Linked DNA regions of Homo sapiens: region 2 is linked to region 1. A link is a loop called in an ENCODE intact Hi-C map of the cell type or tissue named here. Cell type or tissue: heart left ventricle. All regions are shown on one strand.

Region 1 (2,500 bases):
TTTGGCTTGCTTATTTTATGGCTAAAGAAACTGAGGCACATGTAGGCTAAATTACTTTTCAAGATCATACAGCTAATGAGTGGGAAGCTCGGACTGCAGTTCGTTTCTCCTAACCTTGGGTCTGTACTTCCTCATCACATCTAGTTTAGCCCTTAGGTTAACAGCCAGTAAAATAACACCTATTTAAATCAAAACTATATTTTTCTTATGTTTAAGAACATCTTAGCTAGTTTTTAAATTATAAAATGATATATGCTTTCTGGTTAAAAACTCAGGCAGAACAGATAAGTTGCATCTTTTGAATTATAAGTAAAAATCTTACCTCTGTTACCTGTTCCTCAGAACAAATTCCAGTGATTATAAATATTCCAGTTAATACCCTGATCTTGTGGGTCTGGATTTGGTTTTGAAGTTTGGAATTAACCTATATTAAATATCAAACATAATGTTATGTAGGCCTTTTTTAAAAGGAACCTAGAAAGATAAAAATGGAAGATTCTAATCTAGAGACCATCACTAAAGCCAGAAATCTCTCCCTCAGTGAAAAAAAGTGATACTTAAATGTTCTGTTGTCTTTATTAGCAGATTTATGTTTAATAACCTTCAGCATTTTAGATGCAATGAGATCCTTTGCCTTTAGTTAGGTTTTCCTTCCCTCCCTAAATATGGAAACCATAGAAATATTGAAACTAAACTTTCTTTGTAAATTTTAAATCATGATTTTATTTTAAAGCCTTGTTATTCTGTAGACTTTAAGGGACATATAAAAAATATCCCTTTGTGTAGAACATAGTAAAACATAAAATTATTTCAAGTGGTTGGCAACTTAAATAGAACTAAAAGAAAAATGTTAAGAAAGTAGCAGTTGTCGCGGTGGCTCACACCTGTAATCCCAGCAGTTTGGGAGGCCAAGGCGGGTGGATCACTAGGTCAGGAGTTTGAGACCAGCCTGACCAACATGGTGAAACCCCGTCTCTACTTAAAAATACAAAAATTATCTGGGCGTGGTGGCGCGTGCCTGTAATCCCAGCTACTCAGGAAGCTAAGGCAGGAGACTCGCTTGAACCCGGGAGGCGGAGGTTGCGGTGAGCCGAGATTGCGCCACTGCCCTCCAGCCTGGGTGACAGAGTGAGACTCCATCTCAAAAAGAAAGGAAAGTAGCAATTGTCTGTCAGTGGATCAATAAGTATTCCATAGCTTTCCCCTGGGTATTATAAACTACAGGAAGAAAAATTATGCAGTAGCTGTCCTGTGTTTTATTATAATCTCATGGGCTGATGAAATTTTCTCTTTAGTTTCTGCTAATCAATAAAGTATTTTTACTCTTAGGCACTTTTAGCTGCAGCAATAATTCATCATTTTCTTTCATAGAGTATTCAGTAGTCTCAACATTTTTTTGCCTTTATTCTTAGAGCTTGCATATCTTTCTACTTTAATTATTTCTAGATCACCATAACAATGTGTTTATCATGCCCCTGTACATCTATTATGTATACGAAGTCTTGTTTTTTCCTTACAAGCGTCTTATATATAGGAAGACAAGGCAAACATGCCATATATAATGTCATTTTTAGGAGGTTATTTCAGTTAGCACATAGAATAAATCATTATATTTATGCTTGGTATACACTATACATGAACTTTTTTAATTTACAGCGTTTTGTTTGTTTGTTTGATTTTAGGTTGCCAGAAAGCTTTCCTGAATTACAGAATTTAACATGTCTTTCTGTAAATGACATCTCACTACAGTCTCTACCTGAAAATATTGGCAAGTAAGTTTTTTTGTGAAGTTTGGGTGGATCAGGGTGAAAGGGGGTTTATATCATCAGCTCTAGCCTCCTTCCCTTTTAAAGCTCCTATTTGTCTACTCAGAAAGCCATTTACTCATTCTTTAATGTGACCTTCAAGAAAGATTATAGCCAGCCTCCTATGTTTTTGCATCTAATTTTCCCTAAATTTTATTGGTTAAAAAGGGTACTGCTACTTGTTACTAGTAAAAACCCTAAATTGTTTGGAAGTGCTCTTTAAACTGATGTATGGCAAAGTAGTTAATTTAAGCCAAGTACTATGTGTCATGTAGGTGGTCAGTAAATACTGGTAGAAACAACCACTCAGTAATTTTAAACCATGCTGGAGAGCCAACAAACAACTCCATTAAAAACGAAAAGTATGTGCCCCTAAAGAACAGCTATGTCTGACAGTATTTGTGAACTGTGGATCCAAGAATAGGGAATGAGAATGGTGTATTTGGAGAGTGGGAGTGGAGCTGGGAGAGGAAAGGAATGATATGGGCACATTCCATGTTGCCGGCTTAGAGGTTGTGGAGAACCTAGTCATGGCAAGAAATAGAATCCATTGAAGACAATGTATGCTGGTGAATAAATGTTCTGTTATACATTCCCACAGACGAACTAGTTGAATTATCTTTGCAGACTTTTTTCACTTTTTCAGGACATACAGTAGGTTAAATCAGGTTGATGCAGTAGCTCATGGTTAACCA
Region 2 (2,500 bases), 63 kb after region 1:
AGCTGGGCTGCTAAAAGGAGCCAAGTGGAAGAAAACTGGCAACCTGGAATATTACAGCCGAGGTTTGCTAGTGGCTGCACAGGTATGGGAGTGATAGTGATGTCAGCGGCTAGAACATCGCCTTCATTTTCCTACAAATCAATTGCAAAATGGCTTCCTTTCACCACAAGGTATATGTGGAATAAATACTCCTGTTGCTATGAAATTAAATATGGGCAAGCTTGGCTTCAGGGACTGAGGTCTTGATTTTAGAGGGCAGGCTCAGTGGGAGTGAGTCAGAAAGAAACAGCTTTGTGAAAGGGCTACTTATTTGAACTGGGAGTGGGGCCACAACCCCCACCATCCTCTGGGAATGCGATAGGAGGCCTCTGCTCTCTCTAGCATGTTGCTTCTGGAGCCTGCCAACAACGAACCTTTCTAAGGCATATGCCTTACCTCTAAACTTATGTTTATATCAAGAAATATGTGAGGGTGGCTGGGCACGGTGGCTCACGCCTGTAATCCCAACAATTTGGGAGGTGGAGGCGGGTGGATTGCCTGAGGTCAGGAGTTCGAGACCAGTCTGGCCAATATGGTGAAACCCTGCCTCTACTAAAAATACAAAAAATTAGCCAGGCATGGTGGTGTGTACCTGTAATCCCAGCTACTCCAGAGGCTGAGGCAGGGGAATTGCTTGAACCTGGGAGACGGAGGTTGCAGTGAGCCGAGATCGTGCCACTGCACTCCAGCCTGGGTGACAGAGCAAGACTCCATCTCAAAAAAGAAAAAAAAAAAAAAAGAAATACGTGAGGGTACTGGGCAAGATGGCTGACTATGCAGACAGGTGGAACAGCTGCCACTGAGGGACCCAGATGACTGGCACACTCCTAACAGATCTTCAGAGGGATGGCACTGAGAGTTAACAGAGGGAAGACTCAGAAGCTGGGCTGAAAGTGGAGGAAGCTGGGAACCCTGCATGGGGTTACCATGTACCAGGACTCATTCCTGGCCTGCAATGACTCCACGGGAGTGACTGAATTGAACTGGTAAGGAGCAACCCACTCTCGCCATAGGCCTCTGGAATCCTGGCAGGAGGAATCCCCTTGACCACTACAGACACTTGCCACACAGAGTTGGCAAACAGACTGCTTAGAGAAGTGGTAGGGGCGGCACACCAGCTGATGTGGAGCCCAAAGGTTTAGTGCAGCAGCGTCTGTAGCAGAGCACGGCCAGTGACACTCATCCCCCTAGACTTGACTTGCTCCCAGAAGAGACTCTGGCCCTAGAGGAACTGTCAAACCTGAACTCTGCAGGGCAGTCTTGCCCATCAGATGGAGCCAGTCCAACCTGAGCACCCGTGGTCTGTTGGCCTCTCCCTGGGCCCCAGGTTGGCCATGCCTGCTTGCCAGGCAGCTTCAGGTGCCCTGGGGGCCTATATCCTAACTCCTGTGCTGGCAGACAGTGCCTGAGAAGCAGAGAGCTCCAGCAGGGTGGCCCCCATGGCCATGCACCAGCCCGCCCACTCCCTCCCTCCACTGCAGCTTCCCCCAGGCCCATGGACAACCCCCAACATTGCTTTGCTGGGGTGTGTATGCAGTGGGGTGAGGGGGTCGCCTTTCCTGCCCTGCCAGTGTGTATGTGTGCATGTACCCTGTCCTGCCACTGTTGTGGTGGGAGTGCACTCCGCACCACCACCCCCACAGAGGAACTGCCATTGCAGTTGGAGACTGGGTGGGCACACAGCTAGCCAGCCCCACCCCCACCAGCAGTCTACTGCCTCAGGCAGCACCAATACTGCCTCAGGAGTGAAACTAGGAACAGAGAACAGCAGATTCTTTCACCTCTGAGTGACCACCCCTGAATGTGGTTCACAGAGAGTGCACACATACCTGTGCCCACCAGTGCCCTGACCCCATGCCATCACTCCCAGTGCATCTGTGGGCAGCCACCAACAGGGGCCCCCTGCCCCCTGAGCCATGCTGCCTCCACCACCGTTGTGAGTGCCCACATGGAGGCAGGCACCCTGGGACCCACTAGTACCCTGCTGCAGACAGCGAGTGTGTACCCTGCTGTGTTGTCACTCCCACTGCTGCTGGCACATGGAAACGAGGATGGATCTCACTGCCACCACACTACAAAACCCTTTAGCTGACACCACACATCAAGGTGTAGTGACCAGTGGTCTAGGAGCACCTTGGCTTCCATAGTGCAGATAATTCCTAACCTTAAGGAGTCAGAGAACAAAGTCAGGCTTGATACAAGTCCCCCAGAGTTAGAACACACAGTCCAGGAGTTTGGAAGTGAGTGTTGGCACCCTAAAATCTTCCAGAAATGAAGCCAGTTGACTGACTAACTTATGGCACAATCAAACCCACAAGGTCATCAAATAAAGATAAAAGAAAAAAAAAACATCTAAAGGTCACCAACTGCAAAGATTGAAGGAACTTCAGCCCACAAAGATGAGAAAGAACCAGCACAAGAATTCTAACAACTCAAAAAGCCAGAGTGCCTTCTTTCCTCC

Evidence for each region. A loop is a pair of places that touch in the nucleus more often than their neighbours do. Peaks named below come from ENCODE experiments on the same cell type or tissue, not always from the same donor. Only the 100,000 strongest peaks of a DNase experiment are listed, where the experiment ranks them.
Region 2: it touches region 1 in a loop (2.5-fold over the local background); 6 of 110 quality-filtered maps call a loop at or near these places.

What each region holds. Positions count from the first base shown.
Region 1 is chr6:53,881,205-53,883,704 of GRCh38, forward strand. LRRC1 (leucine rich repeat containing 1) reads left to right here. Exons shown (of 14, transcript NM_018214.5): 4 at 1,683-1,772. Among named protein-coding and RNA genes, the nearest start is that of LRRC1, 87 kb to the left of the region's middle. In heart left ventricle, no CTCF peak of the experiment used is centred here; no DNase peak of the experiment used is centred here.
Region 2 is chr6:53,944,404-53,946,903 of GRCh38, forward strand. The region is part of intron 1 of LOC101927189 (a long non-coding RNA gene); the gene reads left to right. Among named protein-coding and RNA genes, the nearest start is that of MLIP-IT1, 53 kb to the right of the region's middle. RefSeq lists enhancers at 1,168-1,787, 1,788-2,406. In heart left ventricle, no CTCF peak of the experiment used is centred here; a DNase peak (open chromatin) is centred at 1,545.